2 separate regions of the Mus musculus genome follow, and region 2 is linked to region 1. The links are chromatin loops, found by intact Hi-C in ENCODE. Cell type or tissue: gastrocnemius. All regions are shown on one strand.

Region 1 (8,000 bases):
GCCCCTGGCTGCTTGCTTTGTGTTTTGAGTTCCTCTAGTGCTGCATCAAGCATCGCGCACCCGGCCATACCCGGGAGCATCCAACCGGACCTAGGCAACAGCCAGCTGCGCTCGGCCACGGGGCGGGACATTGCGAGGGACTGGGTTTCGGTCCCAGTATTCTCCACGTTTCTGGGGACGTGCTTGTTCTGCCTCTGTGGCACAGTACTTGCTCAGCGTTCGAACGCTTTCTTATTCAAGCCATTTCCACCCATAGTTGCCTTTAAGTAATTTGACAAACCGATTCAGAAAGATTAGTCATCCGTCTGTACATTTTAGTGGAATCTTTCTTTCGACCTTCTTTTGTGAAAACTTCAAAGCAAACTTTAAAACAACTTAGTGGTAGAATATTTTCTAATCTTTAATCACAGGGTTTAGGACCTTCCTATTTAAAGTTTAGCCCACGTGTTTTACAGACCTTAAAGCAAAACAAAGCAAACCTAGCAACGGTGGAAATTTGTTTAAATTTCAATTTTTGCAGAACAGCCTCGTAAAAACAAAGTTTTATGGCAGCAAGCTGACAATGGACTCCACAGTCGTTGGTTTGTGGCTGCCTGAGCCTTACCAAGTCAGCCACAACCGCTCAGTAACTTTCCACGTGTGAGGTGTGCTTGGGCGCACAGGAATTTTTGTATAGCGCCAGTGAACTTTCTGTTTAACAGTTAGCACACTGTATAGAAAGGTCGTTCTGTGCCCAGCAACGGCGGCGCTCCTCTCCCAGGGTGGCGCAAGGACTGACTCAATAGCGCCTAACCCCAAGGGCGCCGTCTTCAGAGTTTCTTCAGGACAACAGGCTATGGGGCTACTCCTGGAGTTATTCCTGGCTTCCATTTGGTTTGGGGGTTTTGTTTTGTTTTGTGCCCTAGGCTTGTTTTTTCTGCCCCTCAGTTCTCCATTCTTGCCCCTCCTTCCTCCAACTTGATCTCTCTCCCCTCCCTCTCGGTATTAGTTTAAGGAAATGTGTTGGTGCCGTAGTTAACAACACAGCCTCTGGAGCCAGGTATCGGCCCAAATGCTATGAGACATTCTTTTTTTTTTTTTTTTTTTTTTTTTTTCTTTTTTACTTTGGACAAAAAGCTGGGGCTGCTTCTTCTGTAAAACGCAGGTGATGGTGACACTGTAACCGATGTGTTATTAAGCAATTAATGTACACCAGCTGTGATAGTGCATGCCTGGAAACCAAGCTCTAAGAAGGCACAGGCGGGAAGATCACTCACTGCAAGTTCCAGGCCAGCCTGGTCTACATGAGCAAGTTCCAGGCTATCCAAGGTTACGAAGCAAGGCCCTATCTCAAAAGCAAACACAAAAGACTGCTGTGTCTGTTGCGCGCTCCAGTGCCTAGCTCTTAGCTCTCTCCCTTGGCATTTGCTCCTTGGCTGGAGGGAACAGGAAACAGAAAGCAGTTACCTTCCCCGTTTACCTCTCTGTGTGATTTGAAAGAAACAGCGAGCTGAGCCGCAGGCTCGCTCCTATGTGGTGTTTTGTTCCGTTCTCCACCTGTGCAGAATCTCCCGGGGAACGGACCGATTCTGTGTTTGCAGGATGTTGGCCATTCTGTGCCCAGAAGGGGGTGTCCTGACCTATGACCCCTGAAGCCTCAAGTGTAAGAGCCCCGCTCTGAGCTGGCTGCTGGTGAGCTGTCCTGCTCCTCCAGCTTTCCACGGTTCGCTTTTCTCTTAGGCAACAAGAGCTCAAGCTGCCACTAGAAGGAATCTTAACGTTAACCCCAGTTCTTCTTTAGAACATGACCAATTTACACTTTCTGGAGAAGCTGTAGCATGGAGTGGTTTTGAAACTGATTGTTCATGTATTAATATGTGTGTGAACGGTGGTAACTAGTAAGGTCAGTTTTCTCTGGTTTTCATGGAATTGCCTATGACGTGCTTTCTGGTTGCTGTTTGACAATCGCTGTGTATCTTGGGCTGGCCTTGAACTCGGATTCCTCCTGCCTCAGCCTCCAGAACGCTGGGGAAATCACCGCATTCTGGACATTTTGGATGTTGGTCCTGTCCTGGGTAAGACTGTAATGGCAGGGCATACAGTTCCTCTGTGCTCAACGGAGAGGAAGGCTGGCCACCAGACAGGTGCAGCACTCAAGAGACTCTGGGTCCAGCCTGTTCTGCCCGTTCCTAGGATCCTGTCTGACTTCTCGTGAGCATCCCCACCTCCCAACGCCTAGAGTACAACGCCTGTCTGGTGGACCCACATGCAAAGGATAAGGCCCTAACTGAACTAATTCCAACATTTAGCAGAGTGCTGGCTCACAGGACACAGCAAGCTGCCTCTGCTGTTGCCGTGGGCATTATGTTATGCTGTGGCTCTTTAAATCATACTCCTTTTCCCCCAGCAGCATCTTTGCATATCTTTGTGTTTCTTTTTTCCTTTCCTCTCCTTGCCCATTTACTTATTTACTTACTTGCTTTCTTACTTTTATCATTGGGGGAGGAGGAGGGGGGTCTACATGTGCCACAGCACACATGTGACAGTCAGAGGACTGTGTTGTCTTGCTACCAAGTGGATTGCAGAATTCAGACTCAAGTCATCGGGCTGTCTTCCTGTTAAGCCATCTGTGTGGCTGTGTGGCCCGAAATGCCCGCCCTCACATGGTGTTTTGTGTGTGGGTCTGTGAGGTTGACAGCGCATCCGTATTGTTTTTTATTCTGAAATAAAACAGAGATGTTAAGAAATCTGGCCCCAGCCGCAGAACCAGTTATGATACCACCTCTGAAGTTACAAAGCTTCCTGACCCAGGTTTCCAGTCCTTTCTGCTTTGCTGAAAAAAAACAAAACAAAAACAAAACAAAACAAAAAAACAGGAGTCAGGGCGGAGGATGTAGCTCAGTACTACAACTGGCCTAGCGTGTACAAGGCCCTGGGTTCAATCCCCAGTACGTGGGAGTGAGGGCAGGAATGCAGAGACTATGTCCACCCCATGTCCTCTCCTCCTGGCACTCAGTATTGGATAAATGGACTAACATTAAAGTATATGGTTAACCTGCATTTTGATTTTTAAAAGATAAGTCTTATTTTTAGGAAAATAGAAGATTAAATACAGAGCTAAATTATTTGACATTTTTAGCAAAATGGATGTGAAGTGAGATATTAATACAATAAAGTATACTTTCTGGGCTTTGCTGTGTAAACAGTGCCTGAAATAATCACATTTAATTAAAATCCCCTTCTACTTAATGATGCTGGTTTTACAATACTTCTTTCTTTCCTGTTTCTATGCTGCCCTGCACTTAGCTGGCATTCAGTTCTTCAGTTTGTCTTGGTCTTTTAGGCAAGCTTTGTTCCTCTCTTTCACCAGCCCCAAGCCTGGAGGCGGGGAAGTGACAAAGTGGGTTAGTATTCTTGCTAATGTGGTCCAAAGTCCCTGCTGAAGGCGTCTCCTGGACACTCTATGGGGATGTGCTGCCCTCTGCTGGCCACATGGATTATTAACGCTCATTGTCAAAATAATAAGTAGATTTAGACAGAGATGATATATTTTTCATCTAACAAAAAGCCCTGAATTTTGTTTTTAAAAAAAAATCCTGAATTTTTGATCCTCTGGAAGCTAATAAGCCACAGTGAGTTTCTTTTAGAGTTATGGGGTTTTTTCTCCTATAGCTTTTTTTTTTTTTCAATTTCTCCCAGATGGTCAGCTTCACCCAACAAGAAAACAGCTGTAAATAGAAACAGTCCAGACTATGTTTAGATGCAAACTGAGTAAGGTGGCCCATGCTGAAGTGTCCCTGTGTGGAAGTTGCTACTGTTTAAGGGAATTAAATAAAAAGAAGGCACCCTCTTAATGCCTTTGGTCAAACTGTGAGTTCAGAGTTTTAGGAAGTGTTGTCCTGCAGGGATATGAGAAAACGCTTTTAGATCTGTAGGAAAGGATGCATCTATTGGTGTTAATACAGCATGTCTCCCTCTGCCAATTCTAATGCTAAATTTAGTCCAAAGATATATTTGTACAGCCTGGTGGGGGCACACCCTTTAATCCCAGCACTTGGGAGGCAGAGGCGGGTGGATCTGAGTTGGAGGCCAGCCTGGTCAGCAGAATGAGTTCCAGGACAGCCAGGGCTACACAGAGAAACTCTGTCTCAAAACATCAACTATAATAAAACTGACTTGTACAGAGTAATGTGCAATAATTAGTTGCTGTTTGGTAACAGGCTGAAAAACACTTAACTATCCAAAAACCGAGACCTAGTTAGAGAAATTAACATATCTATACTATTAAATAATATAAAGTCACTAAAGAGTGCAAAAGGACATTATATTCTTTATATATTATATGTATTATGTGTATATATGCTATATGTGTATGTATATGTATGTGTGTTACGTGAAGATATCACTATGGTAAATTCTTAACCTATTTTATTTTTACATGCATTTATTTATTTGTTGGGCAAGGGGACATGCGGATGCAGAGAAGAGCTTACAGGAGTCAGGTCTTTTTCCAGGGGGATCAAACTCATGGCCATCGGGCCTGCAGCAAGCACCCCAGTGATGGACTCTAGACGACCCTGTTTACCCATGGAGTTCAGCTTGTTTGGCCAGTTACTCCTGGACATGGGGTCTGCCCTGGAGTGCATATTTTATTATTTTATGTGAATGGGTGTTATCTGCATGCATGTCTATGCATGACACAGGTGCAGTGCCCAAGGAAGCCAGCGGATACCAAACCCCACAGAGCTGGAGATGGCTGTGAGCCTGGGTCCTCTGGAAGAGCAGCCAGTGCTCGTAACTGCTAAGCCACCTCTGCACCCACAACATTTTCTTTTCCTTTTTCTTCTTCTTTTTCTTTTTCTGTTTTAAACAGGGTCTCGTGTACTCTGGCTTTGACATAGCTAAAGAGACCTTAAACTTTGATTGTTTGTTTTGTTTTTTGAGTGAGATTTTTCTCTATGTATCCCGACTTTCCTGGAACTCAGTACGTAGTCCAGTCTGGCCTTGAACTCACAGAAATACTCCTTCCTCTGCCTCTCAAGTGTTAGAAATAAAGGCATTCACCACCATTTTCAGCTCATGATAAATTAGTAAGTTAAAAAAAGTAAGATCAGCACACGCCTTTAATCCCAGCACTCGGGAGGCAGAGGCAGGCGGATTTCTGAGTATGCAGATAGAGTACTCATAAGGTAAATAAAAAAATAAATCTTGTTTTTTTAAAAAGTAAGATCTGGAGTTGAAGAGATGATTCAGTGGTTCAGATTGCCGGCTGCTCTTCCAGAGGACCCAGGTTCAATTTGCAGCACCTACTTGGTAGCTTACAAGCTTCTGTTACTCCAGGTCTTGGGCCTCTGACACCTTCTCACCATCTCCATGGGCACTAAGCATACATAGACAAAGTATATACAGACAAAACACCCATACATATCAAAAAAAAAAGTTTTTAAACCTTGGAAGTACCAGAGTGTTATTCCAGGCCTCAGAAGACTGAGGCAGAAGGAATACCATGACCTCAGTGCCAGAATGGGCTACAGACAGAATGCAGGAGTTCATTAGCCAGACAACCATTCTGAAATGGCATGGTTCAGAGCCAGTCTATGGATCACGGGAATAAATAATAAGATAAAGAGTAATAGAGGGGGCTGGTGAGATGGCTCAGTGGGTAAGAGCACCTGACTGCTCTTCCAAAGGTCCAGAGTTCAAATCCCAGCAACCACATGGTGGCTCACAACCATCCATAACAAGATCTGACTCCCTCTTCTGGTGTGTCTGAAGACAGCTACAGTGAACTTACATATAATAAATAAATCTTTAAAAAAAAAAAAAAAAAAAAAGAGTAATAGAGGAAGAAGATACCTAACCTATAGCCTCTCCAAAACTGGTATAAACAGATAGACATACAAACTCAAAAGAAGGAAAATTTATGTTGTGGGTTTCCCTGGTGCTGTTTGTGTTCTGATGTTAATTCTGCTTCTGCAAAAGGGGCTACCCCAACAAGGAATGGATCATGTACTCACGTGATTTCATGTAAACCTTCTCCCCATTTTAACTGGTCAAATGAAGGCTAGAGCCTGTGATTGGGCAATGGAAGGGAAAGGTGGGGTTGAAGGTTCTAGAGAGTCGGGAAAGAGTAGAAAATGAGAGAGGAAGAAGACAGAGAAGAAAAGAGGTTTAAAAAAAAAGAAAGCCAGGTGTGGTGGCGCACGCCTTTAATCCCAGCACTTGGGAGGCAGAGGCAGGCAGATTTCTGAGTTCGAGGCCAGCCTGGGGGTCTACAAAGTGAGTTCCAGGACAGCCAGGGCTACACAGAGAAACCCTGTCTCGGAAAAAAAAAAAAAAAAAAAAGACCACGTGGCCTAGAGAACCCACAAACAACAAGAGATCTCACAGCTGGGGAATAGATTAGTGTAGTGGTAAATCTGCCCAATCCAGGCATATAGCTTATAAACATTAAAACTAAGTTGTGTGGTTTTGCATGGGCATATTGGGGTTAGAGATTTACTATAACAAATTGGTGCCCAATGTGGGGCTTAGAACCCAACTAACCTTAGATAAAAGTCCACTGCACTCACCCCAACCCCTGAATAAATGACTGGGACAACGATCTCTGGCTACAACAATATACAGATTAAAAGCTGAGTGGGTCTGAGGGGTCTACAGAGAGCTACAGAGAGGCTCCCTCTCCAACCCCCAGACAGACAGCTACAGCCAGGGACATCACCCCAGCCTGGAGCTGGAACTTGAGAAGTGCCAGTGTGGGGTTCCCTGAGCCTAGGGAGGGATGGGACCCTGGAGCACAACTTTGTGTCAGAGTGAGATGATTGAGGCATCTATGCCCCAGGGAGACTTTGCATGCTCATTCCCCATATCCCCCAGTCTACACCAGGACATGGGCCAGCCAGACCCACTCTCCAGACTGTTTGTGCTGCAGGCTGCCTGAGATTAGTGCACATGATGCCAGTTGCAACTCAAACAAAAGACAGAGAGCAGGCTCAGAAGTACAGAAGCCAAGGATCTTTCTACGGTCAGCCCCTCCCTGTGAAAAAAAAAAAAAAAAGAAGGAGAGAACTACAGTGTCCTAACTCAAACAGCAAAGGGAGACAAAGGTACAAAAGACTCCAGGTCAGATAATAAAAATTATAAGTTGATAATAAAGATATAAAGATATATATATATATATATATATATATATATATACACACGCGCACACACACACATACATATATGATACTTAAAGATGAAGAACACAATAAATACCTTTGGGGCTTTATGTGATGATATTTTGAAAAGTTCAACAGAGTGGATTTAAAGGAAATAGACATGTTGTCACTTACCATTACTACAATATTTATTCTCTTGATTTATTCTCAAAAGACAAGGCCTTACATGCCTTAAAAAGGGGATTAGAGGGCTGGAGAGATGGCTCAGCAGTTAAGAGCACTGACTGCTCTTCCGAAGGGCCTGAGTTCAAATCCCAGCAACCACGTGGTGGCTTACAACCATCCGTAATGAGATCTGACACCCTCTTCTGGTCTGGTGTGTGTCTGAAGACAGCTACAATGTACTTACATAAAATAAATAAATAAATCTTTTTTTTAAAAAAAAGAATGTATACATTTTTTAAAAAGGGATTAGAGGAAACACTGGGATTAGATAGAAAATAGATTAGTGTAATAGTAAATCTGCCCAATCTAGACATACAGCTTATAAATATTATAACTAAGTTACATGGTTTTGCATGGGCTTATTGGGGTTGGAGATTTACAATAACATTTTTTAAAAATAGGAGCCATGGTGGAGATACAATTCAGTTGGTAGAATGCTTGTCTAGCATAAAAGAAGTCCTGGATTCAAGTCATCAAAATGGATACAGCTAGACTAGTGGGGCAGGCCTCACTCAACAAATCCCAACACTTGGGAGGCAGAGGCAAGCAGATATCCAGGGTTCAAGGCCAGCCTGGTCTACTTAGCAGGTTTCAGGCCAACCAGTGACTTGGCGAGACCCTGCTGAAAAGGGGAGA
Region 2 (8,000 bases), 170 kb before region 1:
TCTCTGCCTCCCAAGCTCTGGGATTTAAATGTATGTGCTGCCATGCTCATTTCGGGAAAGTGTAAGTGCTAAGACAAACATTACATTGAACTGATAGGTATCTCGTGGTAATAAATGATTGTAGTTTATTTTACCTGAGATAATATGTACAGTATTATATACATTCCATATCTATTATGAAATGTTTAGCTTCTGAAGACTGGATTTAAATATTTCAAAAGGAAAAAAAATCTGAGGATTCTTGGTGTGCTACACCAGTAAACACGATGTAGCACACTCGGGCAGATAAGAAATTGAAACTTAACAACATCAAGTTTTGCTTCCCTCGAAGAGAGTGAGAGGCAGGCAGCTGAGGACTGCTGGGTGACCCCTGGCTCGGAACGTGATCCGAGATTCTAAGAGTGTTCCGGAACAACCCTCCTGAGATCACAGCCCTGCTTCTAGGGCTCTTCTGGATCACCAAAGCTGAACCACTAACAGAGAACTTCCCAGGGTGACCCCATGACCATACAGGAAATGCATAACACACCAACAGTGGCCTGGAGCCTGATCGCTGCTCTGTGTCAGACAGAGCGACCAGCCTTTGTGCGATGGACCTGAGACCTTCTCAGTGTGTCGGAAGAAACAGTGGAGCTTTCCTATGCCCTGCCCTCTTTATAGATAAAAAGACTTCTGAGACGGGCATGGTGATACTGTTGCCAGAAGTTTTAGTCTTTGAGCCTTTGCAGTTCTAACAAGCTAGGCTGTTCACCATACACCAACTAAATACACAAGTGACATTAATTGAAAACAGGGAAGGGGGGAGAGCGTTGCTCAATATGGGCACATGGGGGAGAGGAATAAATACCGAGGCCCAGGGACCCCTGCATCCATCTTCAGATGCGCCGGCATAGCTTAGTTTCCAAAGAGGACAGCAAGCGTGCACAGCTCAGCAGCCCAAAATCAGCTGTGGTTCCCCAATCCCTGACCCACGGTTATCTTGATGGGTCCCTCCTGCAAAGCAGTCTGCTAACCATGCAGAACTGTGTGAAAGTTATCCCTGGAAACCAAGCTTGTCTCCTGACAGGCACCTGGCTTCAGCCTTTTCTTCCCCAGAATGGTTTCTGGGGAAATTGCAATTCCTTGGGGATCCTTGCTTGAGTATCTGGTAGGCAAATGTTTCTATCGAGATGCTTACAGTATGTATATAGCTATGACAGAGGCAAGAGGATTGGGATCCTAGACACATGGTAGAAATCCAATCTCAATCAATCAATCAATCAATCAATCAATAATCCAATCTCAATAAATAAATAAATAAATAAATAAATAAATAAATAAATAAATAAATAAATGATTTTTAAAAAATCCTCTAAGGAAAAGCAGATTCTGCTCCCAAAATGCTACATTCCATTCTTGGTCCAGCAGGAGCTTTCTGTAACTCCCAGTCGGCATAGCACTAGCAATCCTCTCTCACTTAGTCTCTGAAAGCTATAGCCAACCTAGAGGTAGGCAGTTCTGCTCTGAGGGCCTCATGGTGCTGTCAGTTGGTACTTCTGTGTGACCCTGTTCTACTTGCTAAAGGACTCTGTCCCATCCTGGCCTCTGGGCATTGGATCTAAGCAAGTCTCCAACCAAGCCTTCTCCTAATTTGCAGACTTGCCACAAGCCTCTTTGAACTACCTTCTTGTGGTATGCACAAATTTTGGCCACATCGTTCGTAGCGTTTGTCTCAGTATTAGTTCAACTGGTGGCTCTGTGCCCTACTCTCTGTACCACTTGGCCATTTGTTATTCTGGTGTTCCATTGCCAAGGGGAATAGGAAACTGCAGAAGACTCACAATCAGCCCAGTACTCTGCATGGCAAGCCCTGTGTTGATCTCCCAGTACTGAGTTGGGGTACAAGGCTACATCCCCAGGCTATGATTCCCGGGATCACAAGGCAGGAGTGGTTTCTACATTTATAAATGACTGAGAAGAAATAAAATTAAAATAATCTGGGGGGCACACAAAAAGTAAAGGATTGAAGAGATAGCTTAACAGTTAAGAGCACTGACCACTCTTACACAGGACCAGGTTCAGTTCCCAGCACCAGGTGGCAGCTCACCACTGTCCCTTGGATCTGACTCCCTCTTCTAGCCTCTGCAGGCATTGCAGCAGTCATACATGCGGGCAAACTCTCAAATGTATCAAATAAAATATTTCTTTTTTGTAAAGTTCAATTTTCCGTGTCCATAAGGGTCTGTGAGAACATAGTCGTATGTGTTCCTTTGACTGCTCTTAATGCTTCTATGGTTCCAAGAGACTTGAAGCCTACAAAACTGAAAATTTTTATTGTCTTGCCTTCTGCAGTAAAAAGTTGTTGACTAACCTCTGACCCAGGTTAAGCCCTCCCTGGCCCGATGGGTCTGTGTCTCAAAGGTGCACAGAATAGTGGGGGAGAGTAACTGGAGCAACTTCTACCAGGAGCCAAGCATTCTGCAGAGTTGGGCCGTTGGTTTTCAACTCTTATCTAACTCAGTCTCCTTGGCTTCTCTTTTCTCTAGACCTGGAACTGTTTTCTTCTTTCTTGTGACTACTTGTCCAGAGCTTTGAAATTTAACACTCAGTTAGGAATGCATATATATTCCTACATGTACCTACATAACAACAATTAATGGAGAGACTATGAATTTGAAAAATAGCAAGGGGTAGGTTTATAGGAGGGCTTGAAGAAAAGGAAGGGGGAAATTATGTAGTTATGATTATTTCACGACATAGAAGAAAAAATTTAAACTCCTTTAAAAATAATCCCCTCATGGCTTTGCCATGACTCACTATTTGGTCCCAACTATCAATGTCCCTATCTCTGGGCATACTAGCAAATCTTTTTATTACTTGCTGAAATTTCCCAGAAAGAAATGGAACTAACCGTCTTTTGCATCTAAGTCTGTTGGGTTATGAGTTAAGCAAATGACTGACTTCTGAACGGGCAGGGTCACAAAGGGCAGAGTATATCCCGAAGCTGTCCTTTGGGCTTCCCCTAGTAGGGTGTGGAAATGGCAGGAAATGAGAATAATTTGCTTACTATGCAAAGATGCATGTAAAATTAATACTATGCATAAATTCACTGGTCAAGCTTGAGAGCAAAGATGGGAGGAAAAAAAGAGAAAGAGCCCATGAACCCATGAATAGTAAGTAGCATTAGAGTTAAGAGAGCCAGGGCTGCTGCTGTAGCTTGCTGGTGAAACACTTGGCTAGATTGAGTTCCTAGTTCCAACCTCCATTATTGCCTCCACCTGCTCACCAGGAAGGAAGGAAGGAAGGAAGGAAGGAAGGAAGGAAGGAAGGAAGGAAGGAAAGAGTCAAGGGAAGCTGTTGTTAGCAGGACTGTTTTTTGCAGCGGTAGCCAGGAAGGCAATATGGCTACAGAAGTCAGCAGCAGTAGGCTACGTGTTATATCCAGGGGTTTCATGGAAGCCAGACAAGCAGGAAAACAGGTGGTGCATACGTAATATACCAAGAATCAGGCAGTACGTGTCTCCTCCCTGGGAAATATGTTAGAGACCTACAAAGCAGAGCAATTATAGCTAGTCAAGTTCTCCAAATTGAAGAGAAAACACTAATACCAGTGGGGAACTAAAGGACCAAAATGGGGTGGGGGTGGGGGTAAGAAGAGAGAGAGAGAGAGAGAGAGAGAGAGAATGAATGAGAATTCTAGGGACAACATCAACGTCAGCAGAAAGAGTCAGGAGCAGTAAACCAACAGTGGTACAGACATCTTGAGACTGCCCCGCCCACAACATGCTTCTCACCTGAGCACTATGGGAAAGTCAGTAGTGCAGGACACCCACGCCCAGTTAAGAGATGGGAAGAGAGCGCCAGAGAGAGCACTTGCAGATGACTCCAGTTGACCTGGATGCTGTATTTAGCAGGAATGCTGGGAGGAAAGTGAGGGATCTTGGTCTGTTGGATGACTTCCACTGGAATCTGAAACTATCTGTTCAGGGAGGAGGGCATAGGGAAACCCAGAGAGTCAAGCCCTCTCCTGAAGCATAGGCCTTCTAGGGCTGAGTCTCCCTTCTGTGCCAAGCAGTGGCACTAGGAGTCTCTTACACTGAGTTTTTAGATGTCTGAACTACTTCCATTGTCTCCGAGTTCAGCGTGAAAGTTATTTATATGGTTGTCCCTGACTTCCTAGATACCTTTAGCCAGAGTCAAGAGAAGAAGTTTGGCTAATTATCTGCCTGTGCTTGTATGTAAGCTAGGGATAAGATTTTGGCCAGTCTTTACACATAACATCAGACACGTGACTCTAAATGAGTCCTACATTCAGTCAAAAATCCGGACAATTCTGGTTATGGTGTTGACATCTGCTCTTGAGACTGTTCTTCCACATCTGTAAAGAGAACCTTCCTTAAAGAATGAATAGAGGGAGCCGGCCATGATGGCATAGGCCTTCGATCCCAGCAACAAAGGTAGAGGCAGAGGGATCTCTACCAGTTTGAGGCCACCCTGGTCTAGATATCCCAGCACTCGGGAGGCAGAGGCAGGCGGATTTCTGAGTTCAAGGCCAGCCTGGTCTACAAAGTGAGTTCCAGGACAGCAACAGCTATACAGAGAAACCCTGTCTCAAAAAACCATTTAAAAAAAAAAAAAAAAAGACTCACTTCAGCACACTGTTTGAGGGATAGCCTCCCCCCCAGTGAGGGTGCCCTCGCCATGGATGGCTGTGAGAGCAGGTTGTAGTAATGAAGACTGGAGCTTGAGACAGTGTCTCATGGTATTCAGCTAGCTTTCTCTTTCTTAGTCATCAGTTGAAACACCCTCCCCAATACACCCACAGGCATGTTTCTAGGTGATTGTAAATCCAGTAAAGATGACAGTGATCCTCACCACTGATGGTAAGTATGGTGGGGAAATGGGGTCAGATCCTACCTTATGTTGGCCAGGGATGGATGATCCCAGAGGCAGAGGAGTGGAATGTTCTCTGGAGCCTGGGAAGTCTTCATTCACTCGTCCATATGGCAAACAATTCACGTAGTATGCCCACTTGCCTGGTGTGTACTTGACAATGAAGCTTGTGCTGACGTTATCTCCTCCCTTGGGAAGTTTACGGTCCAAGAGTTTTGTGACAAAGCAACAGCATTCAGAGTTGAGTATTATGGCGGGAGAAATACTGAGGAGTGGGGGCGGGGCCAGGCAGAGTATTCAAGAGTGGCTGGAAAAATTTCAAGGGCTGGAATTTATCACACAAGCCAAATAAATGCCTGAGGGCCTCTGTGTCCCGTGACCCTATTATAGAATTTATAGCTCAAGGACATCTTTGAGATCCCATGGCCGCCATCCTTACATCAGTTTGGGACCAGCTGACACCTGGTCCTCTCCTATTTTTATCCCAGAGGGCAGTGAGGTTCAAACCCACATAATACAGTTGGCAGATTTCATTCCCCAGAGACTAAATGTGGAGAGGTTCAGTGACTTGCCCAAGGGCATTTATTGAGTCAACAGTTGAAATGGGAACAGTTACCAGATGCTGGGGCCAGGTGACTCCCCCTTCCCTCAGTGTCTGCTAAGGGGAATCATCTTGTGAAGTATCAAATGGCTCTAGTCTTCTGATGAGTGTGCAAATCAAAGAGCAAATGAGAAGGGTAGGTGTCAATTTCCCTTGACGTAACCCCTTCCGACTATGCAGCAACCAACATGAGAAGAATGTGACCTAGGTTGTACTAAAACCATTTTTTTGTTTGTTTGGTTTTTGTTTTGTTTTGTTTTTCTAAATTTCTCTCAGACAACTAGTAAACAGGAGGGCTGGCTGAGTGTCAACCTAACGGAGAACAGAGGAAAAGTCAAGTGTGCACTAGCTTAGGGTTCTAGATAGTTGAAATGACTGCCAGCAACTCATGCCTTTTATATTTGAGTGTCCTGTGTCATTAGTCGTGGAGGGGTGTGGGAGACACTTGTTTTCACTGGGTTATTACTGTTAGTGACATGCAGGACGGGCTGGGGATGGAACCCTGGCTTATTATTACTGTTAGTGAAGTGCAGGATGGGCTGGGAATGGAACCCAGGGTCTCAATCCTGTTAGAGGCAAGGACTTGTGGTAACAGAGCCACAGCCCCATTCTGAGAGGTATGGCTTAAGCACAGAGCATTAATATAGTCCACTTGGGACTTTGGTAAGCTGCACATATTGGATGAGTCCTGGCTGCCTGCATTCCTGCTGATATAACAAAAGGTGAAAGTTCCTATTCAAAAGATGTTCTGTGATTCACTTCACCGGGTGGCAAAGACAACATGGCCTGTATGTTGTGAGTCTACCTAGTCCTTGCTATAGTTTGGATTTGGTGTACCTCCATGCGTTGAAGGCATGGTCCCCAGTCAATGCTATTGTGGGGAGAGGTGGGATCTAGTAGAGAAGTCCTAGATCACTGGATGTGTGCCCCAGAAGAGGCACACATCTTCTTGTGGTACCCACTCTTTTCTCTTTTGCTTCTTCTGGCCATGGTATGAGGAGTTTGCTCAAACATGCTTAAAGATAGACTTTGCCTCCGGCAACCTCACCAAAGGCTTGCCAGAAATTGGTCTTCTTGGTTATGGAGTAGAACCTTTAAAACCATGAGCTGGACAACCTTTCCTCTTTGTAAGTTGATTATCTCATGCATTTTGTTGTAGTGACAGAAAGGCGATTTAAATACCCCTCTCACCAACATCCTTAGGAGTGACAAAGGAATAGGCTGTTAAATTTCACATTGAGGATCCCTGAAAAGAATGACATTGCCTGCAGAATTGCACATCTCTCTTCTTTCAGGTGGTATTTCTAAAAAAGACTGAGGCTTCCTTGGCCCTAGAGAGTGATAATGTGGTTTTTCATTCCAGGCAGCATGGACAGTGTCGTCTGCTTCCCTGTCCTCTTCCCCATGGCCAGGCACAACCTGGACTAGGTCTCTCCAGTTATTCTTTAATAAAACAAAGCCTAGATGGTTTGTGATGGTTTCCTTTGTCACTTTGACTAGGGAGCAGAATATTCAGATAGACAGAGAAAAATCCTATTTCTGCATTTGCTACAGATGTTTCTGGAAGACCTTAACACTTACATTTGCAGACTGAATGAAGAAGAGGGGTGTCTGTAGCGTAGTTGGACATGATCTAATAATCCCTTGAAGGAACAAACAGCACAGAAGAGGTGGAGAAAGGGTGAGCTTTACCACCTGTTTGAGCTGGGGAGCCCCCCTCTCCCTGTCTTTGCACATCAGTCCTGACATGAGAGCCCTCAGGCTTACACTGGGGTTCACACCCCCTGGTCTTCCTTGTTCTTTATCGTGCAGATGGCAGACTGAAGGGCTGCTTGGCCTCCACATTGATGACGCAGTCTCTAATAAAGTTCCACGTGTGCTATGTTAGTCTGCCTCTCTGGAGAGCACAGGCTAACACAGCTCCCTTAATATCTTTCAGCTTCAAAGAGAAAGGGACCTTGGTGAAGGACAGATTATTCGTTGATCATTTAATCTACTTGTAGACTATGTGCTGAAACCTTCTCCAGCCTTGGTTTTATAAATGCACAAAGCACACTATCAGTATCACAAAACATGGAACATCGGCGCCCCTGAGCAACATGCAACTAGAAAACTGCCCGCCTTGGCGAGCTCCTTCCTCACCTAACACGTGGTTACTGGATGGACTGAGAAGAAATGTGCCAAAAGCCCAGAGCCCTTTCCCAGTGTTTCAAAAGATTTGTTAAATGAATCGGCTTTCTAGAACAAACTATTTAGGAAGAAAATTCTACTTAATGAAAGAAAGTTCCTCTTGGCCAGGTGTTGTGGTGGTATACACCTTTGATCCCAGAACTTGTAGGGTAGAGGAGAATGGCAGACTTCTGACTTTGAAGCCAAAGTGTTCTACAGCCAGGGCTATACAGAGAAACCTTTTCTCAAAAAAAAAAAAAAAAAAAAAAAAAAAAAAAAAGGAGAGAGAGAGAAAGGAATGGGACAAATTCTTTGGCTTTCTATCAGGCTGTAGGAGAACCTAGAAGTTTACAGACAA

What was found. Peaks named below come from ENCODE experiments on the same cell type or tissue, not always from the same donor. Only the 100,000 strongest peaks of a DNase experiment are listed, where the experiment ranks them.
Region 2: a loop joins it to region 1, with 2.4 times the contacts of the local background. A loop is called at or near these places in 20 of 42 quality-filtered maps.

The regions. Positions count from the first base shown.
Region 1 is chr10:43,570,566-43,578,565 of GRCm38, reverse strand. No RefSeq gene overlaps it. Among named protein-coding and RNA genes, the nearest start is that of Cd24a, 4.6 kb to the left of the region's middle. In gastrocnemius, a CTCF peak has its summit at 3,464 (motif pointing left); DNase peaks (open chromatin) are centred at 725, 1,561, 2,125, 3,440 and 1 more place; H3K4me3 peaks cover 1,328 bases; H3K27ac peaks cover 2,693 bases.
Region 2 is chr10:43,743,552-43,751,551 of GRCm38, reverse strand. It overlaps 1700027J07Rik (RIKEN cDNA 1700027J07 gene), which reads right to left and starts at 5,394. Exons shown (of 4, transcript NR_040581.2): 1 at 4,897-5,394. RefSeq lists an enhancer at 4,874-5,414. In gastrocnemius, no CTCF peak of the experiment used is centred here; no DNase peak of the experiment used is centred here; H3K4me3 peaks cover 1,161 bases; H3K27ac peaks cover 3,228 bases.